Regions from separate parts of the Homo sapiens genome. Here all the other regions are linked to region 2. A link is a loop called in an ENCODE intact Hi-C map of the cell type or tissue named here. Cell type or tissue: IMR-90. All regions are shown on one strand. Links, peaks and the distances in the headings refer to the core of each region. The heading gives the core; the rest is flanking DNA.

The links. Hi-C counts contacts between places; a loop is a spot of excess contacts. Peaks named below come from ENCODE experiments on the same cell type or tissue, not always from the same donor. Only the 100,000 strongest peaks of a DNase experiment are listed, where the experiment ranks them.
Region 1: a loop joins it to region 2, with 8 times the contacts of the local background. A loop is called at or near these places in 84 of 110 quality-filtered maps.
Region 3: it touches region 2 in a loop (18-fold over the local background); 12 of 110 quality-filtered maps call a loop at or near these places.
Region 4: it touches region 2 in a loop (12-fold over the local background); 5 of 110 quality-filtered maps call a loop at or near these places.
Region 5: a loop joins it to region 2, with 7 times the contacts of the local background. A loop is called at or near these places in 87 of 110 quality-filtered maps.

What each region holds. Positions count from the first base shown.
Region 1 is chr1:201,433,197-201,439,483 of GRCh38, reverse strand. No RefSeq gene overlaps it. Among named protein-coding and RNA genes, the nearest start is that of TNNI1, 15 kb to the right of the region's middle. In IMR-90, for the core only: CTCF peaks have their summits at 2,812 and 3,609 (motif pointing left); DNase peaks (open chromatin) are centred at 3,373 and 3,593; H3K4me3 peaks cover 229 bases.
Region 2 is chr1:201,509,627-201,515,913 of GRCh38, reverse strand. The region is part of intron 1 of CSRP1-AS1 (CSRP1 antisense RNA 1); the gene reads right to left. LOC124904484 (a long non-coding RNA gene) reads left to right here. Exons shown (of 2, transcript XR_007066793.1): 2 at 5,913-6,190. Among named protein-coding and RNA genes, the nearest start is that of CSRP1-AS1, 5.6 kb to the right of the region's middle. RefSeq lists an enhancer at 3,489-3,698 and a silencer at 3,849-3,928. In IMR-90, for the core only: a CTCF peak has its summit at 2,771 (motif pointing right); a DNase peak (open chromatin) is centred at 2,773; H3K27ac peaks cover 426 bases.
Region 3 is chr1:201,251,364-201,257,650 of GRCh38, reverse strand. No RefSeq gene overlaps it. Among named protein-coding and RNA genes, the nearest start is that of PKP1, 29 kb to the left of the region's middle. In IMR-90, for the core only: a CTCF peak has its summit at 2,920 (motif pointing left); no DNase peak of the experiment used is centred there; H3K27me3 peaks cover 831 bases.
Region 4 is chr1:201,344,946-201,351,232 of GRCh38, reverse strand. No RefSeq gene overlaps it. Among named protein-coding and RNA genes, the nearest start is that of TNNT2, 30 kb to the left of the region's middle. RefSeq lists enhancers at 2,719-2,858, 3,143-4,127, 4,238-4,738. In IMR-90, for the core only: CTCF peaks have their summits at 2,953 and 4,444 (motif pointing right); DNase peaks (open chromatin) are centred at 2,912 and 4,452; H3K27me3 peaks cover 1,842 bases.
Region 5 is chr1:201,445,348-201,451,634 of GRCh38, reverse strand. No RefSeq gene overlaps it. Among named protein-coding and RNA genes, the nearest start is that of PHLDA3, 21 kb to the left of the region's middle. RefSeq lists enhancers at 320-439, 3,510-3,629. In IMR-90, for the core only: a CTCF peak has its summit at 3,348 (motif pointing left); a DNase peak (open chromatin) is centred at 3,364; H3K27ac peaks cover 181 bases.

The sequences.
Region 1 (6,287 bases), core at 915-5,914, 77 kb after region 2:
GGTTCAAGTGATTCTTCTGCTTCAGCCTCCAGAGTAGCTGAGATTACAGGCATGTGTCACCACGCCTGGCTAATTTTTGTATTTTTAGTAGAGACGGGAGTTTCACCATGTTGGCCAGGCTGGTCTTGAACTCCTGAGCTCAAGTGATCCGCCTGCCTCAGCCTCTCAAAGTGCTGGGACCATAAGCATGAGCCACCACACCCAGCCAGAAAATATCTGTCTTCTACCTTGACAGTTAATTGATAATTTACCTGGGCATACATAGAATTCTAGTTGAAAATTATTTTCTCTTAGAATTTTTGGGCCAGGTGCAGTGGCTTATGCCTGTAATCCCAGCACTTTGGGAGGCCAAGATGGGCATATCACTTGAGGTCAGGAGTTTGAGACCAGCCTGGCCAGTGTGGCAAAACCCCATCTCTACTAAAAATACAAAAATTAGCTGGGCGTGGTGGTGCGTGCTTGTAATCCTTCCTACTCAGGAAGCTGAGGCAGGAGAATTGCTTGAACTCGGGAGGCGGAGGTTGCAGTGAGCCGAGATTGTTCCAGTGCACTCCAGCCTGGGTGACAGAGGGAGATTGTCTCAAAAAAAAGAAAAAAAAAATTTTTTAAAGAGATTTTTCTATTGTATTCTAGTTTCCTGTGTTGCTCTTGAGAAGCCTAAAACTATCCAACTTTGAATCTTTTGTATGTGACCCATTTTTCTCTTTGGAAGTTTCAAGTGTCTTCTCTTTGTCTCCCGTGCCTTAGGTCTTTGTGAATAATACAGCTGGGACTTGGTAAGCCCTAGCCCCTGGAACGTTGTGCGTTCAATTTCTTTGGTAACTATCTCCATTTCCAGCTCTTTGTTTTGTTTTTCTGGAGTTCCAAGTAGTAAAATATTGGACTTCCTGGATGATCTTGAATTTTCTTATCTTTCTTGATCTATTTTCCATCCTTTTTTTGTGCCTCTGGAATCTTTCTTCAACTTTATTTTCTAGCCCTTCCAATTAACATGTTATTGTTGCTGTCATATTCCTAATTATTAAGAGTTCTTGCCGGGCGCGTTGGCTCACGCCTGTAATCCCAGCACTTTGGGAGGCCGAGGCGGGTGGATCACGAGGTCAGGAGATGGAGACCATCCTGGCTAACACGGTGAAACCCCGTCTCTACTAAAAATACAAAAAATCAGCCGGGCGTGGTGGTGGGCGCCTGTAGTCCCAGCTACTCGGGAGGCTGAGGCAGGAGAATGGCGTGAACCCGGGAGGTGGAGCTTGCAGTGAGCCGAGATCGCACCACTGCACTCCAGCCTGGGCGACAGAGCCAGACTCCGTCTCAAAAAAAAAAAAAAAAAAAAAAAAGAATGAGAAAGAGTTCCTTTTGTTTTCTGAATGTTATTTTTTCCTTTTTTGTATGGATTCTCTTCCCATTTCATGGGTGCAATATTATCTCTCTGTCTTTGGAAATATTAATCATAGTTTTTTGATGTTTTGTTCTGTTGTTTGCATTGTATGTTTTGTAAACCAACAAGTGTCTGAGACAGATCTCAGTCGATTTAGAAGTTTATTTTGCCAAGGTTGAGGACACGCTTAGGAAAAAGAAACACAAACCACGGTAGGATCTGTGGCCTATGCTTTTTTCCAGAGAGGGTTTTGAGGACTTTAGTGTTATATTAATTATTAATAAAATTAATAATATCACATTAATTAACTATATTAATAGTCCCTTCAGGACTCTGTCTCCCCTTGACTTCTGTGACATCATACTAATCTTATTCTAGCCCTGTCTCTTTTTCTCTCCTCTTCTGAGTTTCTTCCTCTGCCTCCCTTTAAAACACATCAATGGTTGGGTGTGGTGGCTCACACCTGTAATCCCAGCACTTTGGGAGGCTGAGGAGGGTGAATCACCTGAGGTCGGGAGTTCGAGACCAGCCTGGCCAACATGGTGAAACCCCATCTCTACTAAAAATACAAAAATTAGCCAGGCATGGTGGGCACCTGTAGCCCCAGCTACTCGGGAGGCTGAGGCAGGAGAATCGCTTGAACTGGGGTGGGGGAGGTTGCAGTGAGCCAAGATTGCACCACTGCACTCCAGCCTGGATGACAGAGTGAGACTCTGTCTCCAAAGAACAAAACAAAACAAAACAAAACAAAACAAAACAAAACAAAACAAAACACATCCATGCCCCTTGGGGCTTATTCTTAACCTTCGTCTCTTCCATAGTGAGAGTAAACTTGCTAGAGTTCCCCACACACCATGCTTTCTTAGGCCACTGTGCCGTGGCCAGGCTGTTCCTTGGGTCTGTAGTGCCCTTTGTCCTTGGTTGCCTGATGAACTCCTATACATCCTACAAAACCTGGCTCAGGGCTTATGCCCCCTGCAAATCTTCTCTTGAGTCCCCTCTGAGAGAATTAATCACTACCTTCTCAGTATGACATTAAAACACGTTATTGCATGTATTATAAATGTTTGGGGAGTTTTTATATATTCATGTGGCCAACAAGGCAGGAAAAGCAGGCTTCCCTTCTGTCTGGATTTTAGACTGCATCACAAAAAATTCACATTTATCAAGGTAGGTGGAGAGGATACCAGGGAGGGTATAGCAAGAGTATACTTCACTCCAGGCTGAACCCCCTGAATTATTCTGAGGTGGCTGCACCTGGAGTTGGGAGTGAATATCATTTTGTTACAGGCTGTGAGATTCTTGGCTCCCTGGACTCCGCAAGGCACCTTGGGAACCTCAATATCCTTCAATAGTGGAAACGGGAATTTTCTTCATACCTCGGTCTCCTGAGGCATCAGGGACCATCCACTCACTCCTGGCTCCACACCTCCCTCTAGGGTCAGCCGCCTTCTCTCCAAGCTCTCTCCACTTCTCAGTGTCACTGTTGGCCACGCCCAGAGAGGAGCAGGGGCTACTGCAGCTGGTGTCTCTTCCTGGGATGAAGCATCTTGAAGTCTTTAGAGACACTTGTGCACACACTACAGGCCTCCTTCCCATGTGTGTCCTTGAATGGGTTCCAGAGGGTCTCTGAGCCCGCTGGAATTGGTGTGGAATAGCTTTTGGCTTTTCAAAATGATGTGTGTGAATGCTTTTGCATTGCAAAAGTTTTCAAAGGAAGCTTGAACCCCCTTCCAAAAGTTAAGAACCATAGAACACTTAGATCCTCAAGGGAATTCTGGGATTACAGGGAGACCTCACTTTAAGAAAGATAGACAGGTCCAAAGCAACTATGTTGGAGTTACAGTAACTGCATTGCAAGACGCTTCTCTCACATGAACTGTATTTGTTGCTCTCCAAGCTTTAGCCCTGGAATCCACCCAGATCACCTAGCTGTGAACAAGCGTGCAGGGAAGGTTCAGGGAGTGATGAATAAGAGGCTGGGACTGGAAACACTTTTGATTGTTTATCATGTGGGTGGAGGGAGGAGGGACATTCACATACAATCAGCCACTTTGAAAATTTCACACCCAAGCGATCTCAGGCATATAGTCAGTCACAAACAAGTCACCCACACGTTCTTTCCCTTTCTCTCTCTGTTTCTCTCTCTCTCTTCACACACACACACACACACACACACACACACACACAGGCACGCGCACACACATGCACACACATGCACCAAGGCTCACCAATGCTCCCTCTGGTGGCAAGAAGAAGAACTTTATCTCTTTATTCCAGGAATAGAAATACAGCTCCCGGGACTAGGTCAGCCAATGCCAGGTTTTTCTCACATAACCCACACGGAGTACTGAAACAAAATTCACAGTTTTATAATGCCACTGTTTCATGCAGTGCCTTCAGGGCATTTTATTAAACCACAAAATACCTGGAGCTCACTAGCAATGACTGATCTTACACACAATAACTTGGATATTAAAAATTCTTGGGCTGGGTGCGGTAGCTCACTCCTGTAATCCCAGCACTTTGGGAGGCCAAGGTGGGCAGATCACCTGAGGTCAGGAGTTTGAGACCAGCCTGGTCAACACGGTGAAACCCCGTCTCTACTAAAAATACAAAAATTAGCCGGGCGTGGTGGCTGGCGCCTGTAGTCCCAGCTACGTGGGAGGCTGAGGGAGAAGAATCACTTGAATATGGGAGGCAGAGGTTGCAGTGAGCCAAGGTTGCACCACTGCACTCCAGTCTGGGTTACAGAGAAAGACTCCGTCTTAAAAAAAAAATTATTGGTTGAATCCTGTTATTGGCTGCCATTGGACATAATTAAAAATCATACTTTATGTTTTCTTGATTATTTCATCTTTTATGTTATTTTGTAGATGATAATGTGAATCAGGATAATAACAATAATAATCTGCTAAAAACATAGAATGTTGTTCTCAGATTAATAATAAAGGGTGTAAAGTCAGGTCTCAGTGTAGCAGCCCCGGGTCACCAACTTTGAATGAAACATTTATACGCCTGGCCAGGTGCAGTGGCTTACACCTGTAATCCCAATGCTTTGTGTGGTCAAGGTGGGAGGATCGCTTGAGCCTAGGAGTTTGTGACACTCTAGGCAAGAGAGGGAGACCCAGGACCGCTTTACACCCTTTGTTAAGGACTCCAAAGACCTTTTGTTTAAGTCAGTTAAATCTATCAATATTCTCCATATCAGAAATTAAAACTGAGAAAAAAGGTAAACATATATATGTTTGAGACAGAGTCTTGCTCTGTTGCCCAGGGTGGAATGCAGTGGCACAATCTTGGCTCACTGCAGCCTCCGCTTCCTGGGTTCAAGCGATTCTCATGCTTCAGCCTCCTGAGTAGCTGGGATTCCAGGCATGTGCCACCACGCCTGGCTAATTTTTGTATTTTTAGTAGAGACAGGGGTTTCACCATGTTGGCCAGGCTGGTCTTGAACTCCTGAGCTCAAGTTATCTGCCCGTCTCGGCCTCTCAAAGTGCTGGGATTAAAAGTGTGAGCCACCGCACCCAGCCTAAAATATATTAATTCATTTAGTAACTATAATAAGTCCATTTTACATGTTAACTTATTTTATTATATGTCATAAATAATGTAACAATATATTATACATTATAATGTAAAAAATAAATACAAATAAAATATTATTTAATATAAATAAAAGGTTTTGTGATAAAATTACAGAGCAGAAATACCTAGTGAAGAGTGGCATTTTATTACATTTTTACAAATCCTTTTACTTGTCTGGCCTAATAGAAAACAGTTGGATTCTCATATCTGCTTTGCAATCAATCTGTTTGTTAGAAATACAACAAAAAAATATCTAGTCTTGCATAGATATGTAGTCAGAAAACAGAAGTTTTTTTTTCAAGACAGATTCTCATTCTATTGCCCAGGCTGGAGTGCAATGGCATGATCTTGGCTCACTGCAACCTCCACCTCCCTGGTTCAAGTGATTCTCCTGCCTCAGCCTGCTGAGTAGCTGGAATTACAGGTGCACGCCACTATGCCCAGCTAATTTTTGTATTATAGTAGAGACGGGTTTTACCATGTTGGCCAGGCTGGTCTTGAACTCCTGACCTCGTGATCCGCCCACCTCAGCCTCTCAAAGTGCTGGGACTGCAGGAGTGAGCCACTGTGCCCGGCTGAGAGAAGTATTTTAATAGCATTTTCAGAGAATTGTGGATATTCTTGGGTACTACATCAAAACTCGATAAGTGGGAGTTTCTTAAGGGTTAGCTACAATGTACAATCTGAAACCTATCAATAAAGTTTTAATACTCTGGATTTTGTGACATTATGCCTTGGTCATTTGGAGGATATTGATGTTCCGAGTTATGCATATTTTCCAAATGTTGATGCATTTCATACATTAAACAATGATAAACAATTACATTCTTAATATCACCATTGATCTTATCTGAAAAGTCTTTACGTGTTTGGGAACCTGTCAAGCTCATGATGGCAGATAGAACTTTTCAAGATTCAAATTTTTGTTGGAAAGCTTGAATTTTATAATTGGCAACAAGTACTCTGAACTGTTTTCCTTGGAGTTACAGGCTTAGGCTGGGTGCGGTGGCTCATGCCTGTAATCCCAGCATTTTGGGAGGGTGAGTCTGAAGGATCACCTGAGGTCAGGAGTTTGAAACCAGCCTGCAACATGGTGAAACCCCGTCTCTACTAAAAACACAAAAAATAGCTGGCCGTGATGGTGCATGCCTGTAATCACAGCTACCCGGGAGGCTGAGGCACAAGAATCACTTGAACCTGGAGGGTGGAGGCTGCAGTGAGCCGAGATTGGGCCACTGCATTCCAGCCTGGGTGACGGAGCAAGATTCTGTTTCAAAAAAAAAAAAAAAGTTACAGGCTTACTTTGTTCATTTTTGAGAAA
Region 2 (6,287 bases), core at 727-5,726:
CCTTGTTCATTCCTGGGCATAGGTGGAAATAACTTTGCCCTGAAGGAATTCAGTTCATGATTTGACTCTAAAACAAAATTAATAATAGACCTTTCCCAAAAAGACCCTCTTCCTGCCTGGGGACCAGTCTGCCTTTGCAGGGCTAACAAATTAGCTACAAGATTCGAAATTACAGTTTAGGGGTCACGCAGTCTCTGGCTTGAAGAATCTGAACCTCCTTAAATTGTTCCTAGGGATAACACTACTGTTGTAAAACCTAAGATCAGTGCTTGAGATATCTTGCAGACCCTACACTCTGGGTGGATCAGCTGACACAACCCAGAACTGTAATCTGGCTCAACCAGTTCTGCCATCCCACCCAGGAACAGAAAATAGCACAAAAAACTCACTTCGACCCTCTATGATTCCATCTCCAACCTGAGCAATTAGCACTCCCCACTTCCCAAGCCCCTACTTGCCAAATTAAAACTCTGATCCCCGAATGCTCGGAGAGACTGATTTGAGTAATAATAAAACTCCAGTCTCCTGCACAGCCGGGTCTGCGTGAATTACTCTTTCTCCATTGCTATTCTCCTGTCTTGATAAATCGGCTCTGTCTAGGCAGCAGACAAGGTGAACCCGTTGGGTGGTTACACTTGTGTGCTTATCTTATCTCTCTTGCTACAATACAGTTTTTGTTAACTGTTGCTTTCTGGTTTGGCCCCTGCCTACTACTGTTTTTGAGGACTCAGCTTGGACACAGCATCTGGTTATTCCTGGTCACTTGCTATAAGAACACAAAGTCAATTCTCCCCCCTCTAAGAATCAGTCTTGGTAGGCCTTCACCCATGATTGCTAGTCCACTGCCTTTGCCAGCTGTGAGCTGCCATCCATCCCAGCCTCCTGTCTGCCCCTTGGAGTCCACTTCAAAAGTCATCTTCCTCTTCCTCAGCATCTTCTCTTCGAAGAAATGTTTCTCATAAGTCTTGGTGAAGATGGCTCAGTAAATACTTCTAAAACCTTATGTTTTCCCTTAGCAATGCCAAGTCTGTAAAAACCACTTTCTTTCCTAAAAATGCATTTCTGAAGGTACCATCAATGAAGATCTCTGCCTGAAATGACCTTCCTGCCAGCAGCAAGTTGTATTTTCCCCAAATGGTTGCAATAATGCTTTCCATTCCACATACTCTTCCAGAACCTTGCCACTCACACATCAGGAAATGGAGTCTCTGTCCCCTTCTTTGAAACTGGGTGGGGCTTCGTGACTGTCTCAACTAGTGGAGCACAGGGGAAGATCTGCTATGGGCCTTGCGAAGCCAGTTTTCAAAAGGCAAGACAACTTTCTCCTGCTATCTCTTGGGATGCTTCTCCTTGCAACCAGCCACCATGCTGTGAGAGAGTCCAGGCCCCATGGAGAGACCACATGTAGGGGTTCTGGCTAACAGCCTCAGCTGAGGTCCCAGCTGACAGCCAGCATCAGCCTCCAGCCACAGGAGTAAGGGAGACTCAGTGAAGAATCCAGCCAGCTCTCATTTGACTGTAATCACAGGAGAGATCCCAGCAAGAACAATCGGCTGAGCTTGGGAAAACCCTAAAACCATGAGAGAGAAAAACAAATGACCGCTCTGTTACACTACCAAGTTTGGGGTGGTTTGTTGCAGAGCAATAGGTAACCAGAATGCTGTCCATCTCCATACATTATGAGCCTAACCACCCTTTATGGCCCAGCTCATTAGCCTGTCATCTCCCATGTAAGCCTTCTCTGATCCCCACAATGGAGTTCTCTCCCTGTCTGAACTCCCGGTGCTCTTCCTGTGCCAGTCTCCTCTCCCACATCTGGGTGCACACTTCAGCTCTCCCCTCCCTGTAAAGTCTCCATTCTCCATTCATATCTCTCGGCACCTAGCCCAGTGCTTGGCACATAGTGGGTGCTCAATACAGGCTTTCTCTGTCTGGATGCGTGAAGGATAGGGAAAGGGATCTTGGGGAGAGAACATCTACCAGTGGAGAAGAGAGGGTCCTGAGTTGCAAAACAGCTTCCAGGGCTTTCAAAGGCCTTTTTCACTGACTAGTGTCCTAGGACATTTTTGGCTTCTCTGCTAAGAATGTAGGATATGAGTTAGAGTCAAAAGGATTTATGAATAAGTATCAAGTTGTCAGAGGTGTTTGAGCTGGAGCAACTCCATCTTGTGTAGGGGATGTGTAAAATAAGGCTGAGACCTACTGGGCTGCATTCCCAGACGGTTAAGGCATTCTAAGTCACAGGATGAGATAGGAGGTCAGCACCAGATACACATCATAAAGACCTTGCTGATAAAACAGCTTGCAGTAAAGAAGGATGCCAAAACCCACCAAAACCAAGATGGCGACGAGAGTGACCTGTCCTCACTGCTACACTCCCACCAGTGCCATGACAGTTTACAAATGCCATGGGAACGTCAGGAAGTTACCTTATATGGTCTAAAAGGGGAGGCATGAATAATCCACCCCTTGTTTAGCACATAATCAAGAAATAAGCATAAACATGGGCAAAAAGCAGCCCTCAGGGCTGCTCCGTCTATGGAGTAGCCATTCTTTCATTCCTTTACTTTCCTAATAAACTTGCTTTCACTTTACTCTATGGACTTGCCCTGAATTCCTTCTTGCGTGAGATCCAAGAACCCTCTCTTGGGGTCTGGATTGGGACTTCCTGTAACAAAGGGCTCCTTGGAAAGAAAGGATTGTCCAAGCTGAGGGTTTTCTTAGGATTACAGTGTATGGCCACTTGGGGGAGCCGAGGTGCGGCGAGGTGTCTTTCACAAGTTCACCAGCAGGTGGCAAGCTTATTCGTGGTTTCTTGCAAACTATGGATTTATCCACGCACACATTCATAAAATACTGAGCACCTACTCCATGTAAGGCTCTGTGTGGCTACAAAGGAGGGTAAGCTACAATTCCTGCCCTCCAAGACCTTCCAGGTGAGTGAACTCAATGTTTCCTTAGCTTGTCTTTGGGTTGAAATAGTTCTTCAAAAGTCATCCAATCCTTTCTTCTGTCAGTGTAATTTAATATAATCGACCCTGATGGAGGAGAGGAGTCAAGAGTCTTGCCAAGGCCGGGTGCAGTGGCTGACGCCTGTAATCCCAGCACTTTGGGAGGCCGAAGTGCACGGATCACCTGAGGCCAGGAGTTTGAGACCAGCCTGGCCAACATGGTGAAACGCCGTGTTGCAGGGTTTCTACTAAAAATACAAAAATTAGCTGGGTGTGGTGGCGCATGCCTGTAGTCCCAGGCTGGGAGGCTGAGGCAGGAGAATCGCTTGACCCCAGGAGGTGGAGGTTGCAGTAAGCATAGATCGCCCCACTGCACTCCAGCCTGGGCAACAGACTGAAACTCCGTCTCAAAAAAAAAAAAAAAAAAAAAAAAGAGTTTTGCCGAAAGTCTGGTTATTTTCAGTCTACTTCACTGCTTTAAGTAGATTGGCCAGGTGATCATAGATAAGATCAGAGCAGTGAAGGTGGTGTGGCTAGGGACCAGGAGAACAGGGAGAAAGAGATTTTAAAGCAGGAGGAAAGCAAACTGATCAGTAGATTAGGAGCTGGCGTGATTGGAACTGGGCCTGTCAGAAAAGCCTCTCCTGAGCCTTCAGCCAGCTCCCTGTGGCCACACTTCCCTAGAGCCTGTCAGGCTCGGAACAGTGGAGCCATGCACAGCCAGCTGCCCGGGAGCTCCCTGCCGCCTGCTCCCGCCCTGAGTCCCCAGCTCCTCCTGCTTTCCCCTCCCCACACTTTGGCTGTGAGAGCCACTCCACAGTTTTGCCTGTTTGGGACAGAGGCAGTGGCTGCAGAGGGAGCAGGAGGGAAGTGACCTTACATCAATTTCAGGCCAAGGGGAGGGGAAGAGGAAGTGGTCATTTAAAAACCTATCTAGACTGTTTCACAGTGTTCTTAAGGACCCAACCCTGAGCCACCCCAGTGCATTTCTGAATATCACCTTTCAAGCTCCCCTGGAGCTTCACAGTGTAAATTTCAGCCTGAAAATCAGAAGAGATTTCTGGATCAGGAACCCCCTAGAGTTTTTATTTTGTTCCTTTCTAAATGGATTTCTCCTTTTCTTGCCTCTAAGCATTTTATTCTTATAACATGTATACACTGCCTTTTCCGATTTTCATTTGCCTCTGGCTGCCAAGCTCATTTCTCCAGCAAACCCTGAGAGATTCTAGGAATCTTCCTTAGAAAACATGAATACAGGGACTGAAAGCAAATGCTGGGCCTTATTCCACAAGCCCCCTTTGACTTGCCTCATCCTAGCCTAGGCACAGCCGAACAGTGCCAGAGCCAGGGAGAGCCTTGCAGATCACCCACGTGGGTAGGCGGGCCTAGTCATATTCCCAGGGGCCCACAGAGATACTACCCACCAAGCACGATACATTTCCTAAGAACTCCATTTCTCTGAACAGTAAGTAATTTTATTTATTTATTCATTTATTTTTTGAGACAGGGTCTCACTTTATCACCCAGGCTGGAGTACAGTGGAGTATAGTACGGCTCACTGCAACCTCTACCTCCTGGGCTCAAGCGATCCTCCCACCTCAGCGTCCCTAGTAGCTGGGACTACAAGCATGCCACCATGTCCAGCTAATTTTTGTATATTTTGTAGAGACTGGGTTTTACCATGTTGCCAAACTTGGTCTCAAACTTCTGGACTCAAATGATCCACCTGCCTCAGCCTTCCAAAGGGTTGGGATTACAGGTGTGAGCCACCGTGCCTGGCCAGTGAGTCATTTTAAACATTATCTTTTTATGAAGACAAATACAGTTATGTGCCAAGGAGAATGCAAAATTCAAATAAATTTTTGCAATAAACCCCAAGACTTCAAGGACTGGGAGTGGATTGATTCTGACAACACTGTGGGTTCCTTACATTTACTTCTTTGCTGTCAGAGGTACCTCAGTGGAAATTTTGGAGAATACTGAGTTAGTCCAACCTCCCATTTCACACATGAGGAAAACTGAGGCCTAGGCCATGGTCACAAAGCTACTAAGTTAGCTACTGCTGTAAGCCCTGGTCTCCTCACATGCAAAGCAGGGGGTAAAAATAGTCCTTACTTCATACAGCTACTGCGAAGATTAAAGGGGACAATTGTGTAAAGTACCTGACAGGTAGTAAATGCTTAATAATTATAATTATTCCTCATTATCAACAGTATTTTATTTGTTTTTTGTTTTTTTGAGACACAGTTTCACTCTGTCACCCAGGCTGGAGTGCAGTGGTTGGATCTCGCCTCACTGCAACCTCCACCTCCCAGGTTCAAGCGATTCTCTTGTCTCAGCTTCCACAGTAGTTGGGATTACAGGCACATGCCACCATACCCGGCTAATTTTTCTATTTTTAGTAGAAATGGGGTTTCACCATGTTGACCAGGCTGGTCTTGAACTCCTGACCTCAAGTGATCTGCTGGCCTTGGCCTCCCAAAGTGCTGGGATTAAGGCATGAGCCACTGCGCCAGCCATCATTAGTATTTTAAATCATAGATGACAGAGCTGAGACTCAAACTGCAAGTTTAGGGCTGGATTTTTTTTTTCTTTTTTTAGACCATTAGATGAGTAAACTTCTTGAGGTCAGGATCCAAATTATAGGCTTCCTTGTATTCCCAGAACCTAGAGACCAGCACAGAGTGGGGCCCCAATAAATGTCTTCTGAGTGAATGGTTGGATGGATACATGGATGAACAGGTGGATGGACGGATGGATGGATGGATGGATGGAGGGAGGGATGGATGGATGGAGAGACAGATGGATGAACAAATGGATGGATGGGTGAATGAATGAATGGATGGATGGACAGATGGATGGAAGGATGGACAAGAAGATCTCCAGCCCAGACTGGATCTCTAATTTCTCTGGGATGATGAGCAGAGCTAAGCCAGACACATTCCCTTACTCTTTCCTCAGCCTCACACTCAGGTCCTCTTCACTTGGGATCAATGCGGAAAAGAAGGGTTTCACCACAGGAGAGGAGAGAGAAGATGTAGCATCAGGATGCTGATGAGGGAGGAAAGAGAAGAAAAGATGCCAGAGGAAGCAGCAGACAAAGTTGGAAGCTGGAGGACAGGGGCCCTACTTCCTGCCTGTAACAGGCCCCACTTCATTCCTAGCAGCCATCAAATACCAACCCAGAAGTGTTGGGAAATAGAGTGCACAGAGAGAACATAAAGATACTGAAAAGGTTAGACATTTGTGAGAGTCCTGAGAAGCAGGTAAGCCCCTAAGTGTGCCAAGCCTCCTTCTAGAACCCCTAGCAGATAATTTATTGGTGATGAGCTCTGA
Region 3 (6,287 bases), core at 470-5,469, 260 kb after region 2:
TCAATCCAGCACTCCATCTCACTCCATCATTCCATCTGACTCCATCACTCCATCACTCCACCTCACTTCATCACTCCATCTCACTCCATCACTCCATCTCACTCCATCACTCCATCTCACTCCATCACTCCATCACTCCACCTCACTCCATCACTCCACCTCATTCCATCACTCCACCTCACTCCATCACTCCATCTCACTCCATCACTCCATCTCACTCCATCACTCCATCACTCCACCTCACTCCATCACTCCATCTCACTCCATCACTCCATCAATCCATCACTGTATCTCACTCCATCACTCCATCTCACTCCATCACTCCATCTCACTCCGTCACTCCATCTCACTTCATCACTCCATCACTCCATCTCACTCCATCACTCCATCTCACTCCATCACTCCATCACTCCACCTCACTCCATCACTCCATCACTCTGTCTCACTCCATCACTCCATCATTTCATCAATCCATCACTCTATCTCACTCCATCACTCCATCTCACTCCATCACTCCATCTCACTTCATCACTCCATCACTCCATCTCACTCCATCACTCCATCACTCCATCTCACTTCATCACTCCATCACTCCATCTCACTCCATCACTCCATCAATCCATCACTCTATCTCACTCCATCACTCCATTTCACTCCATCACTCCATCTCACTCAATCACTTCATCACTCCATCACTCCATCTCACTCCATCCCTCCATCACTCCATCACTCCATCTCACTCCATCACTCCGTCAATCCATCATTCCATTTCACTCCATCACTCCATCTCATTCCATCACTCCATCACTCCATCTCACTCCATCATTCCATCTCACTCCGTCACTCCATCACTCCATCTCACTCCATCACTCCATCACTCTGTCTCACTCCATCACTCCATCACTCCATCTCACTCCATCACTCCATCTCACTCCATCATTCCATCTCACTCTGTCACTCCATCACTCCATCTCACTCCGTCACTCCATCACTCCATCTCACTCCATCACTCCATCACTCTGTCTCACTCCATCACTCCATCACTCCATCTCACTCCATCACTCCATCACTCCATCTCACTCCGTCACTCCATCACTCCATCTCACTCCGTCACTCCATCACTCCATCACTCCATCTCACTCCATCACTGCATCACTCCATCACTCCATCTCACTCCATCCCTCCATCACTCCATCACTCCATCTCACTCCATCACTCCATCACTCCACCTCACTCCATCACTCCATCTCACTCCATCACTCCATCAGTCCATCACTCTATCTCACTCCATCACTCCATCTCACTCCATCACTCCATCTGACTCCATCACTCCATCTCACTCCATCACTCCATCTCACTCCATCACTCCATCTCACTTCATCACTCCCTCACTCTATCTCACTCCATCACTCCATCTCGCTCCATCACTCCATCTCACTCCATCACTCCATCTCACTCTCTCACTCCATCACTCCATCTCACTCCGTCACTCCATCACTCCATCTCACTGCATCACTCCATCACTCCATCTCAGTCCATCACTCCATCTCAGTCCATCACTCCATCGCTCCATCTCACTCCAGCACTCCATCACTCCATCACTCTATCTCACTCCATCATTCCATCTCACTCCATCTCACTCCATCACTCCACACTCCATCTTACTCCATTACTCCATCACTCTATCTGACTCCATCACTCCATCACTCCATCTCACTCCATCACTCCATCTCACTCCATCACTCCTCGATCACTCCAACTCACTCTAACACTCCATCATTCCATCTCACTCCATCACTCTTTGATCACTCCATCTCACTCCATCACTTAGGGCTCGGAGGAGCCCTCCCCAGTAACTGGATTCCAGCCCCTTCCAGCCTGGCGGCTTCTTCAGCATCAGCGGCAGCCAACTGCTGAGGAGAGAGCCTGTCCCTTCCCTCGGGGCCTCTCACTGAGCCTGTGCCCCATATCCCAGGCGCCTCACCCAGGACACATGTCCTAGGAGTGCGACAGTGCTGTCAGCAGCCAAGGCCGCGCCCCTGAGGCCGCTCTCCTCTCTCCTGGCTACCCCCACGGGCTCCCCTGCCAAGGGCTGCAGGGTGGAGGGAAAGGGTCCGACGCCATCTTCCAAGGAGCATGTCTTGCCAGAGAGCCCAGTGCCGGCTCCTGGCCTCAGTGTCCTCTGTTCCAGCTCCTGTACCTTGATGGGACACTCTGCGGTCCTGTCCAGGTCATCTAAGACAGGTCCTGAGGGAGCTGCCATGCTCTCCTTGACTCTCAGAGAGAACCCCAGCTGTGGACCCAGGGAAGAAGAGGTGAAGTCTGATGTGTGGGCCCGGCCTCTGTTCCACCTGCTCTGTCCCCAGGGTCCCGCAGGGGCGGAGGAGGAGGGAGTCTAGAATCCCGCCATCATCCGTGAGGGAAGGAAGCGGAAAGAGGGGCTGCTGCTCGGTGGCGGGTGTGGGGAGTGGGGTGAGGAGGCCAAACGGGCCGGGTGCACAGGAGAGAGAGGGTGGCGCCAGGCTGGGGCACCGAGGGCCAGTTAGCCCCTCCCTCACACACACCCCGGGGCTTCCCAGGGCCCGCCCCACCGACCTCCACTATGCAGACCCTCTGTGATACCCAGAGCCTGAGTCCTGACCTCCAGAAGACCCAGAAGACCCCGGGCTGAGGACCATGGAGGACACTGAGGAGGGGAAGAAGGAGGCACCCCTCACCCGGGGCCAGGTGCAGGCCTCCTGGGGACAGCATGCCGTCTTTCCCAGAGAGACATGGCCTGCCGGCGCCCACCACTCCAGCTCCAGCCCACTTTCCACCCCACTCACCTGTTCCCTGCCCCAGGTTGTCCCCAGAGGTCTCAAAGGGCCCACTGTCCTCTCCCAGGCTCCGGCCCCGCCGCAAAGCCTGTGGTGCCACCTGGTGGTCATGTCTGGGATGGCAGGCTGACCCCAGGGACTTGGGAAGGGGTCCAGGCCTCTCCTGCTCCCTCCAGCTCTGTTCACCCACTCAACCCCTGCTTTGCTCTCCCTGGGGCTTCTGGCCATTATGTTGCTGGCCCTCACTGATTCAGCCACAGTGTTCACAGCTGCTCCTTGGGTGTGCTGGAGAGCCACGCCATGCTAACCTCCACCAGGGGTGTGAGAAGAGATCTGGAAATAACAGCAGCACCATGATGCGGAGTGACCTTGAACCCGCACAGTGCTCTGGGGGAGGGTCTACTATTATCTCCATTTTACTGATGAGGAGCTGGCCTCCAGATGTTAAGTCACTTACCCAAGGCTACGCAACTAGTAAACATGACACTGCATTGAACCACGCATCCAGGAACCCCAGAGCTTCCCCCAGCAGAGGCTGGTGGAGTCCACAGCCTCAATCCCAGGACAAGTGCTAGCCTTGGATGGGGAGAGTGGAAAGAATGTAAATTAGGAGTTTGGTTTTTAAGCCCAGCTCTGGCACTAACTCACCGTGGGACTCAGGGCAAGGCCCTTTCTCTGTCCGGGCCTTCTCTACCCTGGGGGAATCAGACCAGGCAATCCCATGCATTCCCGAGCTGGAACTGGGCCCTGGGCTCAGAGGTCCAGGCTGCTGCCTGCAGGGCTGGGCTGGGCTGGGCTTGGCTGGGCTTGGCTGAGCGGCTGCAGCTCCCACAGGAAAGTATTAAATGAAACCCTGAGTTCTGACTGTGGTGTCTGAAATGGGCCCTCACAGACTGCAGGTCAAGGCTCCAACTCCTTTGTGCCCCACCTCTCCTCCTTCCAGGAAGCACCTCTGACAATTCCTTAAAGCCCCTGGCTTCGCCTTGGAAGGCAGCCTTCAAAGCCCTCCTCTCACTCCCCATGCACCATGGACTCCAGTCCCCGCGGGCTTCTTTCTGGCTGTCAGAGGTGCTCTCCCGGGCCTCCCACTGCATGGTCCTCTCCGCGCTGGAATGCTGTCCCCTCACCGCTTAGCCTGGAAGCCTCTGCCCCGCCAGGCCTCAGTCCAGGCCTGCTCAGGTCCCCGTGTTATATGGCCCCACAGCACCCAGCACTTTCTATGGACTAGGTACTAGTTTGACTGGTACAGTCAGCCCTCTGGGAAGCCTCACAGGGAGCATGTTGCTGTACCCTGGGTCCGGTGCTGCACATGGCATGCAGCAGATGCTCCAAATGCCTAAGCACTTCAGTGTGCAGCCTGCTGTAACTGTCCATCGCCACCTGCTCATGGCATCTGGCCCCACACTTACTTTCACACATTTTGTATCCCTGCACCTCCTGTCCACCTAAAGACAGAAGCTCTGCCTCTCCTGCCTCCCATAGAGGAGGGGAGAGGCTGCTGCTTGGGGTCCTTCTCCAGCCCTGGCTTTAGCCCGCTGTTATCCACATCACAGGCATCCTGGGAAGGTGCCTGACACACTGCCCCCGGCCCCAGCCCAGGCCGTGCTCTCCTCCCCTGGGCAGCAGAGCGCAAACCTGGGGAGTGGACACACGTAGAATGCCAGGAGGAGGGAGGAGGCCCAGCCCCACTGTGGCCAGAGGGTGTCAGAAGCACAGGACAAGCAGGAAGGAAGCCTGGGAGTCACCTAGGCCAGCCTTCTCATGCACAGAGAAGTGAACAGAGGCACAGATGAGGCAGGGACTTGCCAGCCTCTCAAAGCTGAGGTCGGAGGCCAGGTGTCCTGGCCCAGGGTTCTTGCACTGTCTGTGGTCCTGGGTGCTACAGGAAGAGTCCCCATGGAGGCAGGAGAGTCCCTGACCCACCTCCCAACATAGTTGGGTCCTTTGAGACACAGTGCTGTTGATTAGGGGGTAGGGTAGGACTGAAGGACTGGATTCCTCCAGGCAAGAGACAGGAGCAGAGCCCTCCTCCCCCTTGGGTTCTGTTCTCCAGGACCAACGTCTTGCTCCCTGGGGAATTTAAATTCCTAGCAACCTGGCATTGAAGCCTGTTATTACTGCTATTAGAAATAGCCTAATACTAATGGCCTATTAGTAGCCTGACAGCAATTGAATACCTGCTAGGTGCTAAGCTCTTCCCACACATGTTTCCTCATTTAACCCCAACAACTCCAAGATACAGGTATTATTACCTCATTCGACAGATGAGGACAATGTGGTGTGGGTGATGAAGTGGCCATGAGAAATTGGCTGCCTGCCGCTGTTCCCCTCCCTCAGCCCCTTCAGACTTCTCTCCCTGCCTGGCTTCCTCACCATCCCTGCCCTATCTCTACATCCCAGCAGCACCCCCAATCCGGGTCAGTCACCACACAGGGCAGTGGAGAGGTCTCCAGGATGGTGGCCCTGCTGCCCGGTTCTGCACTCTGCTCCCAGTGGCCCTGCGGGGCAAGCTGTGTCTGCTGCTCCTGGGCCAGCTTCTTGGCCTACAGCTTCTGTAGCAGGGGCCTGGGAGCTGGAGGGCATGGGGCTCCATGAGCTGGGCCCACGAGCAGCCACTTCCTCCCAAGGTCTGCCGCTGTGGGCAGAGTCTCCAGTGCCCCAAGGAGGCAGCACCATCACCCCACGCCTTGGCTTATGTGCATCCTTCTCTGCCCAGAACGTCTCACTCAGTTCTGCAGATCCTCCCACCTTGGCACTCTATGGGTGTCCCTCCCACCAGCCTTGCTGCTTGGCCCCGGGCTGCTTCTGAACCCTCTGTCCACCTTGGAGCCCCCCATCAGCTCACCCCTATTCTCAGTTGGCACCTATCCCAGGGCGACCTCAACCCCTCCCACGTGCTCCTAACTAAAGGGATGGTGATGTCTCCCAAATGCACATCTCCAACCCCAATCCCCCAACCCGACTTCCCACCAGTCAACATGCTGTGTTTAAAATGAGCTCATCTCTACCTTCCCCATCTCTCAGGGCGTTGCACCACTGCCCCTCTCAGCTGACAGCCAATCGACAAAAAGCCATGAACTTTACCTCCTTCTCTCCCAGAGCACCCACTTCTCAATGGCTCCTCTATCTTGAACTTCCTCCTTGCCTTTATGATGCTCTAATTTCTGATTTGTCCTTTGGGACACTGCTCAGGTGCCACCTCCACCATGAAGCCTTCCTTGATTCCTCTAGGCTGAGTTGGGTATCCCACTGAAGCACCCCCATGGCACCCTGTGCTTATCTAAGCTAGGACTTACCTGCTAATAATGCAACTGCCTGGCCACTGGCCAGTGTCTCCTAAACTGGGGGCACCTCTAGGCCATATTGTGTTCTCTTAGCACCCAGATGATACCTGGCACATAGTAAGCACTCCATAACTAGTGGATGAGGGAATGGATACATTAATGAGAATAATGCTTGGGAAACCCTGAG
Region 4 (6,287 bases), core at 565-5,564, 160 kb after region 2:
AGCACATGCGGGGAAACAGGGAGACTAGTTAGGAGGCTGTTATCATGGCGACGGTGGGGTCACGCTGGCGACCTGGGCTGGTAGTGTGGGAGAAGGAGAGAGGGGGACTGTAGATCTGAGGTGATGTCAGCAGAAGGCAGTTTTGGAAAGTAGGGGTAGAATGTGGGGGCTTGGAGAGAGTGCACTGTAGGTGGGGTTTGTTTACATGAGTCCCCTCCTTCCCCCAGGTTCTGATCCACTCCCCACCCCAACCCCACACCGTTCTCTCCAGCACCAGCCTTAGACCCTGGCAACTGGGAGTCAGGCGTTGGGCCCTACACTTTAAAAGGCCCCACTGTGGCTCTCCTTTGGCTGTCCTCCTTCCAACAGGACAAGGAGTCTGCAGGTACCAGGGACACGCCCACCTAGATCCAGCCTTTGCTAAACCAGAGCCACTCAGGAAGACAAGCCACATGAGACCTGGAGTTTGCACCAGAATAGAGGTCAATTCACTGCTTCCTTCATTAGGAAAGTCTTGCAACCAATGACATAATAAAATAAAATAATAAAATAAAATAAAAATCAGCTGGAGGAGCAGGGACACCTATCCAAGGCAGACAGCAGGACAGCCTTGGGTACTGAGGAAGGAGTCAGCTCCTTCCCTGGCCCCATGCCCACCCCAGCAGGAGAGGGGCCCATGGAACAGGGACCCATGAGATGGCAGAGCACAGCCCTGCTCCCGGTTTGTCCCCAAGTTTAGTCCATGCTGAGCAGGAGAAGGAGGGGAAGGGGAGCTTTGAGTTGAATAGGAGATTGGAGTTTGAAATGGATGAGGGCAGAGACTTAATAACCAAAATGTGACCTTGTAGGAATCAGCAGTGGCCGTGCAGTTTTGAAACCTTTAATAGCACTCACTGTCCACAGGGCAGGGGCTTTCCCAGTTGGTAGCAGTAACTGAGAAAAAATTAAAGCTCTTTGTAGCCAAACCTCACTTAAGGCGATACACTCCTCACTTAGGGTTTGACTCCTTGGGTGAGGTTTGACTACAAAGCCTCCTTTCAGGCCGGGCGTGGTGGCTCACGCCTGTTATCCCAGCACTTTGGGAGGCTGAGGCGGGTGGATCACGAGGTCGGGAGATCGAGACCTTCCTGGCTAACACAGTGAAACCCCGTCTCTACTAAAAATACAAAAAGTTAGCCAGACATGGTGGTGGGTGCCTGTAATCCCAGCTACTGAGGCTGAGGCAGGAGAATCGCTTGAACCTGGGAGGCAGAGGTTGCAGTGAGCTGAGATCACATGACTGCACTCCAGCCTGGGCGACAGAGCGAGACTCTGTCCCAAAAAATAAACAAACAAACAAAATCTCCTTTCGGTCCCCACTCAGCCTTCCCTGGGAGGCCAGCCCCAGCCACAGTAGCTCCCTTTGCAGCCCCCACCCTTCCACACTGCGCTCCCAGTCTCCTCTCCTGTCTGACTTTTCTCTCCGAGCTTTTTGTCTTTTACATACAATATGTTTTCACTGTTTACCTTGTTTTTTTGTCCGTCTCTCTCTCCACTTGACTGTAAGATCCAAGAGTTCAGGGATGTCTGTTCTGCTCACTGGGCACACGGTAGCCCTCAGTAACTACTTGCTGAATGAATGAACGATGTTTGCCCAGGAAGTTGAGGGCTCTTATTTAATAGACTGCATATATTACACAGTGTTCCACAAAGGGCAGAGGGAGAATCTTGCCGAACAGAAGATTTGGGGGCTCCAGAACAGGCGTAGTTGGGTATTTGACAATCTGAAGAGTTCAGGAAACACCATTTTTGGCTAGTGGAGCTGTCTAGGCCAGGGCTGCTGCACTCTGAATGAATGAGTCGGGAACCAGTCAGAAAGGAGATTTTCATGAGAAAGAGACCGGGCTGCCTTGCCACATGGGACAGAAGGATACTAATGTCCTCGCCAGCAGCAACTCATTTTGCATCCTGCTCAGGCAGGGGTTGAGAGTGGCAGGGAGTGGGAGGAAGTCACATGTGCCCCAGAATCTGCTTGGATTCTAGAAAGTGTTGAAGGGCATGGATTCTGAAGCCAGACTCCCTGGGTCCAATCCCAGCTGCACTAGGTATTTATTTAGTGACCTCAGTCAAGTTACTGTGCCTCAGTTTCTTCATCTGTAAAACAGGCATGATATTAGCAACCACCTCATTGGGTTATGGTGAGGATTAAATAAGCTCCTATAGGGCTGGGCACGGTGGCTCACGCCTGTAATCCCAGCACTTTGGGAGGCCGAGGCAGGCGGATCACCAGAGGTCAGGAGTTCAAGACCAGCCAGACCAACATGGTGAAACCCCATCTCTACTTAAAATACAAAAATTAGCCAGATGTGGTAGTGGGCGCCTGTAATCCCAGCTACTTGGGAGGCCGAGGCACAAGAATTGCTTGAACCTGGGAGGCAGAGGTTGCAGTGAGCCGAGATCACACCATTGCCCTCCAACCTGGGCCACAACAGTGAAACTCCATCTCAAAAAAGAAAAAAGAAAGCTCCTATAAATATAAGTGCTTGGAACAGTGCCTGGCACATGGAACAAGCAGATAAGCGTTTGCTGTCATCTTTGGCATATTGTGGAGATAGGAAGGGTCCCCGGCTCCCTGTCCTTTTCCCTTAATTGTGATGTCCATCCCCTCCTTCCTGCCTGCCCTTAGTTTCCTCCAACTTAGGTTTCCCTTTCCTCCCATGCCCCAGGCCTAGGGTGAGCCTTGTCTGGCTTCCTCCTTCCCACCTTCTCCTTCCTCAGAAGGAGTCAGCCCAGCCGGCCTTGCCCTGCCATGTGCAGCCAGACAGTGATGGAAGATGAGTCGCCAGTGCTGATGACACCCCCACCTCCCGCCCACCTCCCACCAGGACAGCAGAGATCTATTCCAAGGAGTGGATGGACAAGGAGCCCCAAGTCTTCATCGCTCTCTTGAGGGATTAGAGCTCCCCCTGGGTGTGGTTTGGGAGCCCTGCACCTGAATTATTGTCGCCCTGCCGGTGTGGACCAGAGAGAGCCCTGCCCACCTCCCAGCATCCACCTCCCAGCCCCCCGTCTGTGTCTCCCACCCCATTCCTAACTGTAAAATCCGTGCCCCCAGACTACCCTGGCCTCCTTGTTCTCCCTATCTCTCTAAACAATCCTCACTTCCACACTCTCTCCCCATTTCCACATTATTCTGCAGCCTCAGCTCTGCTTCCATGTGTTTTTTCCCTCCAAGTTGCCCTTCTTTTATAAGTCTGCCCTTCCAGGAAGTCTTCCTGGATTGGCCAGGACCTTGCTGCTCAAAGTGTGGCCCGCAGACCGGCATCAATGGTACCACCTGGGATCTTGTAGAAATGCAGAATCTCAGAATTTGCATTTTAATAAGATCCCCAGGGATCCATGTGCACATTCCAGTTTGAGAAGTATTGAACTAGGTCACCCTGCAGTCCCAAAGGTCCTTCATTCCTTGAAAAGACAGAGATTCTGGGAGCCTGTCTCAGATGGTGACAGGAGGGAGACAGGAGAGAGCATTTCAAAGAATGCAGCGAGCCCTGCTCCTGTCTTATATCTTGACTCCTACTTTCATGGCAGCCTGTCCACCAGCCTGTCCAGATTTCGAGGCTGAGCATGCTGGAATTCCCCCTGCAGGGCTCATCAGTTGCACTTGGTCTGCGGACACACTCTCCCAGTCCATGCCCATCTGCTTTGCCATTTGACTTGTTCCAGGAGAGCCTTTGTCTGGGATTCCAGAATTTCCCTTTGGAAGTAAGCTTAAACAATCTCAGTGTGGCTGCCCAAACTGGCTCTCTGAAATTGGAGTTCTGTTAAAGTTTTCTGCACTGAAGTAAGTTGGGAGGGGCTTCATGCCACCTTTGTCTTTTTCTCTTTCTTTCTCTGCTGTGATACACATGAGCACGTTAAAACTGCTGAGAATCACGAGTAAAAAAAACTGATTCACTCATTTAGCCCAGAGTTTCCAAAACTTAGACCTCCTTTGTCACTTAGCATTGTGAACATCCTCTGGAACTCATTTTGGGAAATGCTAATCTAATTCCCTAACACACACACACACACACACACACACACACACAGACACACACACACACACACACACACACAGACACACACACACACACAGACACACACACACAGAGACACATAGCAACTACTAAGATTTTATGCAAGGCTCTTTGGATGCTGCAGGACCCCTTGAGCTCATTTTCTAAGTGAGAAGCTGAGTCTTGTGGTGTTGGAGAGGATCTGCTGGGGCTTCTCTTCCAAATCCTTTCTGGGGGGGGCAGGGCTGGTACAGGCATCGTCAACTCACCAGGGTCTATGGGGAGGCTGTTCTTACCAACCTTGATTTCTCCTGTATACTGGATGGCTTGACTTTTATTTTGAGTCTCAAATGCTATTTGTTCTCTCAAATCTGCCAATCTAGTCCTGTAGTTGAAGTTCCTGCCAGCAGGGGGAAGTTCCTACCAGTTCCCATGGGCCTGATGGTCATTGTAAAAGGTGTCCTCCCCAGCTGAGGGAAGTTGGAAAGGACTTCTACGAATCCAGTGCTTGGGCTCAGTTTATGCAGGGAAGTTCTGTCTGCCTTGCCCACCTGGAGAATGGTGGCAGCAGAGTTTTCTAGCCAAATCTCGACTCGCCTTTTGCTGACACTGTGGTTAGACAGAAGGTGGAACTGGCAGGGCCAGTTCTGACAGCCTGACTCACGGCTTCTCTAGCTCCCTGCCACTGGTACAGGGAGGTTGAGGCTGGGTGGGGGGAGGGTGTGGGAATCTGTGCAGGAATGCCAAACTGGAGGCTTCTCAGTCCTAGCCAGGGAGCTGGGGCAGGCTGGGGGCAGTGTGTGGGGCTTGTTGAGAACCTAGGGAAGCTGATGGGCATGGGAAAAGGAGACCTTGAGAGCGCCAATGCTCTGAGAATCACAGAGTGAAGGCAGGGATTTCCGTTCCACAAAACTCACATGAAGGTCTGATTTGGGCTGGCAGGGACCCCAGATATCCCCTTATTTCAGCAGGAAGGAAGCTGGTGAGGAGGTTTTTCCAAGGCCACACGTTGACTCTGCGGTAGATCTGGGATCTCCTGATAGTTGCATTGAGGCATCACTTTTTGTGGCATCTGGGCTGCTTCCCCAGCTGGAACTGTCACATTCAGACTTACCTGAGAATAAATTTATCCCGAAGCTGATCTATCGGCTCTGGAGAATCCCATTTCCCAATACTAACATACGCCATGCCCAATTTCCTTGCTCCTCCTTGAGGAGGTGGCACAGTAGGATCCACCATGGGCTGAAGGTGCTGGATGATCTGGGGTGCCATGCAGTCAAAAGAGACCTTTGCCTGAGTTTCCAAGGAATTGGAGTTTGGAGATCCCACAACCTGGCAATTTCCAGGCCTAGATGACAGATTTGGGATATCCAAAATCTGAGAGAGTCCAGCCCTGTATTCGGTGTATTCGGTGCAACTCAGACCACAACTGATGTCCCTTTACCTATTCAGAACTCCAGTTCTTAAGAGGGACAGTGACAATCTGAGACATGTTCAGAGAAGGGTGACCAAGAGGGACACTAAATCATGTCCTTGAGGAATGGTTGAAGCAGCTCAGGAGGCTTAGCTTGGATATGAGAAAGCTCAGAGACACCAGAGAGCTGTGTTCAGATACTGGAAGGATTGTCATGGGGAAGACAGGCTGGACCGATTCTCCATGGCCCCAGTGAGTAAAGACAAGACCAGTGAGTGGAAGTTGTAGGAACCCAGAAGCCAGAGCAATACCAGATACTTGACTAACGGCCAGCACAGCTTTGAGTTCTCTTCCCCTGGAGGTGCTTGGAGGGTGCTGATTGGCCAATGTGGAAGAAGGTTTATGGGTCTTCAAGAGTCAGCTGCAGGAGGGAGGCCTGGGAGACTTTTAAGGTCATTTCAACATGCAATTCTATGCATCTATATCCAGACTCCTGTTCTATTCAGCTCATGTTGGGTTTGTGCTCTGTGCTGGACACTGTACCAGGTATGACGAAAGGGCAAAAAATGGAGCAAGTCACTATCACAGAGGGGAAAATAGACACACGCACAAGCCAGGGCACGACTCGTGCCTCCACACAGGTGCACGCAGGCCTCACAGAGGGGATGACATGCCAGTTGGGCCTCAAAGGATGAATAGAATTTTGACAGGCAGAGGCAGGGGAAAGGCACACCAGGCAGAAGAAGCAACACAAAGACAGTGGGATTAACCTGGCACATCGTGTTTGGGGAGATGCCAGTCATGGGTGGAGTAGAGGGAGTGAATGGGAAGCAGCA
Region 5 (6,287 bases), core at 869-5,868, 64 kb after region 2:
TACTCAGGAGGCTGAGGCAGGAGAATTGCTTGAACCCAGGAGGCGGAAGTTGCAGTGAGCTGAGATTGTGCCACTGCACTCAGCCTGGGCAACAGAACAAGACTCTGTCTCAAAAAAAAAAAAAAAAGAAATAAAGGAAGTGGACACTTTGTGGGGGCTGCCACCAAGGGTGTGCCCAGCAGGGAAGAAACCGAGGCACAGAGCAGCATAACATCACATTTTCACCTGAAATGGAAGCCTAGTGCCTGAACTCCCAGACCAACTTCCCTGCCACAGGCTACCGTCTCCAAATGAGGTGAGGCCCGGGACTGACAGGGCCAGCTCCCCATCTGCCCATTTTGTTCTGCAGAGGCCAGCCTGCTTTCTCCTGGATCCCGAGGCTCCTCTTTCCTGCCCCCTCCTTTCTGCTGGCGCCTGCGTGGGAGGCCCTGGCTGCATGACGGGAGTCTGGCCTCAGAGCAAGGACTCAGAGGCATCCTTCCCCAACACAGGCTTGGTAGCCCCACGGTGGGGGAGGCTGTAAATCCCCCGCCCCTGCCCACAGGAAACAGCTGGGTCCCAGGCACCTCCTGCAGACTTAACCCTTTCCAGAACTGCGAACCCCTCCCTGGGCCTGAGCAGCTGGGAAGGGGTGGGGTGAGGGGGCTCTTCAGGTCCAAGCAGAGTTTTTGCTCATGTGTGTGGTGCTGGCAAGTGGCCCCACTATTGTTTATTGAGGGGACTTAAGCCTGCCTGTCCTGCCAGTAGCCAGGAAGGGCTGGGTCTGGTTAACCCTTGGTGTGGCTGTCAGGACCAGGGCAGGAAGGGTGTTGCCTGGGGTGCATGAGCCTCCTCTTTGGTCGTCGCTGGCATCCGAAAGGCCTTTGTCTAGCCCCAGACTATACTGGGCTTTGGGATGAACGCCGGACCCACTGGAAATAACTGTACACTGGCCCCAGGGCGGGGCTGCTGAAATCTAGCAGCCCTCTCCTTGCTAGACTGTAAGTGTCCAGGATGTGAGGACCTTGGTTATCTCTGGCAGAAAACAAATTATTTGTAAATGACCCAAGTGATGCTGGAAGTTTCCAGCTTTCCAAAATTATTTTTCTTCCCCTACCTCTTCTAACACAGGATCTCTTTGGGAATGTTGTAACATTTTGAAGGGTGTGAAAATTCTCAGTAAAGTTAAGTCATTACACACCTAATAATAATAAGGATAATTATTATTATAGTCTCCAAGAAGCTGGAAGAGGATACTCTTATCTCCAGGTGGGTGGGAAGGCCATCCATTAGCACGTTGATGATTGTAATAAAATCTCTGCTGTGTGGCCTGGTAATAAATTTTCATGAGGTTTTCATGACCACTATCTTATTTGATCTTACTTGCCCCCTGTAGCAGAGATAATCCCTTCTCACTTTGTGGATAAGGAAATTAAGAATCAGGGAAGTTTAATATGTAACTTGCTCAAAATTGCAGATTGTGTAGTGTGGGAGCTGGGATCAGAGCTCAGGTCTGTGGGACCTGAAAACTGGCCCTGGCACAGCTGCAGGAAGACGCTGAAGGCACCGTAGAAGAAGTAGGGCCAACAGGAGGGAAAGGGAGCAAAAATGGGAATATGGGGTCCAGAGCAAAGGCTTGGGAGTTTTACTAATAAATCCTCGGCCAGGCGTGGTGGCTCACGCCTGTAATCCCAGCACATTTGGAGGCCGAGGTGGGTAGATCACTTGAGGCCAGGAATTCGAGAGCAGCCTGTCCAACAAGGTGAAACCCCGTCTGTACCAAAGATACAAAAATTAGCCAGGCATGGTGGTGAGTGCCTGTAATCCCAACTACTCAGGAGGCTGAGGCAGGAGAATCGCTTGAACTCCAGAGGCAGAGGTTGCAGTGAGCCAAGATAGTGCCACTGCACTCCAGCCTGGGTGACAGAGCGAGATTCCATCTCAATAAAATAAAATAAAATAAAAATAATAATAAAATAAATCCTTATCCTGAGTGACTTGGAATGGTAGCTGGGCAGTACTAGCATTTTGTTGAAAGGTAATTGTGGGTCAGTACTCTGTTAGGTGCATTGCATGATTTAGTAAATAATTCATATAATAAAGACAGGGAAGGAACAAGGATGGGATGGGGATTATCAAGATAGAAGATGGAAACTGAGCTTTTTCAGGCAGGCAATGGCAGGAAGCAGGGTGCGGAGGCACCTTGATTAACAATGGGACCCAGCAGCCTGGAAGGATCCAGAACAAATCCTGGCACATGTCTGGCCATTGTGGAGTGGGAGGAAGGTATCAAAACCTGCCACTCCAGGAGATGGGCTGGAGTGTGAGCCTCGTCCCTCTGGCCTGGCCCTGATGAACCATGATCTGCCCCTCCCCCAAGCCACAACACAAAGACAATAGTCCCAGCGAGCCTCCTTGGGACAGGACAGATCGTGCCAGGCTGCCCAGCAGGACAAGGGGCCCTTGTGCAGGCCTCAGCTTCAGATCCTGCTCCACCCTCTCTGCGTTGGGGGGTGGTCGGAAGTTCAGATCTTGTGATGGGAGGGAGGCTGAGAGTCTTTCTACAGGGCCAGTGCTGGGGCCAGGGTCACCCAGAGGTCTCCAGGGAGCCAGGGGTGAGGCTGGGTAGCAAGTTTTGGGTTTCTGGAGTCTGGGGGAGGCAGGAGATTGGCTGCTCTGGGTGGCTTCTTGTGGAGCTTGAGAAGTGGCCTTCTTTGAATAGAAAGGAACAGAAGTTTCCTGACCTTTCTCATTTGATCCTCACAACCCTGTAGGGTATAAATGCAAAAGATGATTACCCCTATTTTACAGATGAGAAAACAGGTTCAAAGAGAAGGAAGGCTTTACCTGAGGCCACCCAGGGAGTAAGAGGAAGTGCCAGCATTCACAGCAGCTCTGGGAGTGGGGATGGAGTATGTGTGGTGAATTTATTCGAGAGGCCCGAAGGCCGTCTGAAAGCGTGGGTGCCAGGGTCCTTTTTGCAGTAAAGGTCAGGGTCCTCCCATCACACCACCTGCTCCGTCCCTTCCCACTGCCCCCCCACCCCCATGCCAGGGTCAGCCGCTGGGAGCCCAGGCCAAGCCTGCAACATTCCAGGGAAGGGAGCTGTGGCTCAGGCTGGAAGCTGGGTCAGGGGGCACAGTGGCCCAGCCAGACGGCCTAAATGTACTCAGCTTTTCCTTGAAATTCCACACACCCTGGGCGTTTGGCAGGAGCCCGGAATGCACTTCATCTGAACAATTTGTCTTTCATGGTGCATTTGCATCAATTACCCCATTGTCCTTTCGCCTTTTCTTGGACCACTCTGGCGGTCGAGGCGCGCCCTGTGTGTGCTGGGAGCTGCCGGATGTAGGGTGCGGGGAGGGTGGGGCTGCCCCCTGGTGGCCTAACCTGCACTCACCCACCTAGATGTCTGCCTGAGCTGCTTAAGGAGCAGTCAGATTCCATCCCACAGGATGACTCGTCTGACCCCAGCTCCCCACTCCCTAAACTGTTCCCAGGGTCCCTGGGTGGGGGCGGAGAGAAAGATTATGAGAGGCGAGATGGCACAACACAGGCAGGTCAGGCAGTTCATGAAAGGGAGGGTCCATGGATCCAGGGCTTGGGATCAGCCCCCACACTGCCCCCAGCACCTGTGGAACCTTAGGTGATTCAGCAACCTCTCTGGGCCTCAGGGAGTTATTTGTGAAATAAGAAGCAATAGTGTGCAATAGTGCTAACATCCTGGGCGTGGAAGCTTCATGTATGGGGTTTGAATCCTGGCTCTCCCATTTGCTGGCTGGGTGCAAGATGTTTATCTTGATAAGCCTCAGTTTCTTGCTCTGTAGAATGATGAGAGCAACAGAGTTGGTCCCTGTTATTTGTGGATTTCATATTTGCAACTGAGTGTACTTGCTGAAATTTATTTGTAACCCCCACATCAATACTTGTGGAGCTGTGATCGCTGGCAGCTATACAGAGTGTCAAAAAACTTGAGACAAATAAGATGACACTTTGGCTTCTCATTTCAGTTCTCATCCAGTAAGCAAGGGTCCTTTTCTTGGTCTATTTAGTGCCTTTTTTTTTTTTCATATCTGTGGTTTTTGTTGGTGATTTTACTGTTCAAAATTGCCACCAAGCATAGTGCTGAAGTGCTGTCTGGCGTTCCTTAGTGCAAGAAGGCTGTGATGTGCCTTGTGGAGAAAATCTATGTGTTAGATAAGCTTTGTGCAGGTATGAGTTATAGTCTGTTGGCTGTGAGTTCAATGTTAGTGAATCAACAATAAATATTAAATATGACACCTTTTTGTTTTTTTTTTGAGAGAGGGCCTCACTCTGGTCACCCAGGCTGGAGTGAGCTGGTGCCATCACGTCTCACTGCAGCCTTGACCTGTCAGGCTCAAGAGATCTTTCCACTTTGACCTCTTGAGTAGCTGGGACCACAGGTGCTCACCACTGTGCCTGGCTAATTTTTAAAAAGTTTTTTGTAGAGACGAGGTCTTCCTAGGCTGGTCTCAAACTCTTAAGTTCAAGGGATCCTCCTGCCTCACCTTGGCCTCCTGAAGTGCTGGGATTACAGACAAGTGCCACAATGCCTAAATAAGGTGTCCTTAAACAGAAACACATATAATACAAGGTTATACATTGATTTTATGTATTTATTTATTTATTTATTTATCTATCTGAGACAGAGTCTTCTCTGTCGCCCAGGCTGAAGTGCAGTGGTGTGATCTCAGCTCACTGCAACCTCCACCTCCCGGGTTCAATAGATTCTCGTGCCTTAACCTCCCAAGTAGCTGAGATTACAGGCATGTGCCACACCCGGCTAATTTTTGTATTTTTTAGTAGAGACAGGGTTTTGCTATGTTGGCCAGGCTGGTCTCGAACTCCTGGCCTTAAGTGATCTGCCTGCCTTGGCCTCCCAAAGTGCTGGGATTACTTACAGGCGTGAGCCACGATGCCCAGTCACAAACTAATTTTAAAAATTGATAAAAAACATTGTGATCACAGGCTTGCAAGAACATAATCCTGTATTTCCACTAGGAGCAATTGGTCAGTACTTGCTAATTCTGGGTTCCCAGAGACTTTATAGAATGTAACTACCCAAATAACAAGAATCTACCGTACTTACAGTTTTTCTCCAAGGCTTGAATATGTCAAGTGTGGCATTGTAGCAATTGCAGTTAATACTGTTCCCTGGTGTATAAGCTCTCGTGTTGATTCTCCTGAAGCCCCTAAGCTTCATGTGGGGGTCAGCTGCCTGAAGGTGGGATCCCTCCAGGAGTACACACAGACACATCACCAGCCTCATCTTCGCTGCTCATGCCTGAAACTTCTACCATGAATACTTTATTCATTCAGTTTCATTAAAAGGCCAACGTCTCTCTTGATGATTCACAGGGCTCTCTTCATTGACATTATCTTATTTGGCCTTCACAACAATTGCGATGGTAGTGTCATTGTTCCCATTTATAGATGAGTCTGAAGTTCAGAGAGGATAAATAATCCGACCAAGGTCACCTGGTTTGTTGATAGCTGTATTAGTCCCGTCCTCACACTGCTATAAAGAAATACCTGAGACTGGGTAATTTGTAAAGAAAAGAGGTTTAATTGGCTCATGGTTCCACAGGCTGTACAGGAAGCATGGCAGCATCTGCTTCTGGGGAGGCCTCAGGGAGCTTTTACTCATGGCAGAAGGCAAAGCGGGAACAGGCGTCCTGCATGGTGGGAGCAGGAGGAAGAGAGAGAGAGGGGAGGTGCTACACACTTAAAAATTTTTTTTTTGGAGACAGGGTCTCACTCTGTTGCCCAGATTGGAGTGCAGTGGCACAATCTCAGCTCACCGCAACCTCTGCCTCTCAGGCTCAAGCAATTCTCCTGCCTCAGCCTCCCGAGCAGCTGGGAATACAGGGATATGCTACCATGCCTGGCTAATTTTTGTACTTTTAGTAGAGATGGGGTTTCACTATCTTGGCCAGGCTGGTCTTGAACTCCTGACCTCAAATGATCCACCGGCCTTGGTCTCCCAACGTGCTGGGATTACAGGCGTGAGCCACCGTGCCCAGCCTACACACTTTTAATTAACCAGATCTTGTGATAACTCACTCACATCACTCACTCACTATCACGAGGATAGCACCAAGGAGATGGTGCTAAACCATTCATGAGAAAGCCACCCACATGATCCAACCACCTCCCACCAGGCCCCACCTCTAACACTGGAGATTACAATTTCACATGAGATTTGAGCAGAGACACACATCCAAACCATATTAGTGGCACAACAGTCAGAAAGCTTCAAATTCCACTGTCTTTCCACCACCAGACGC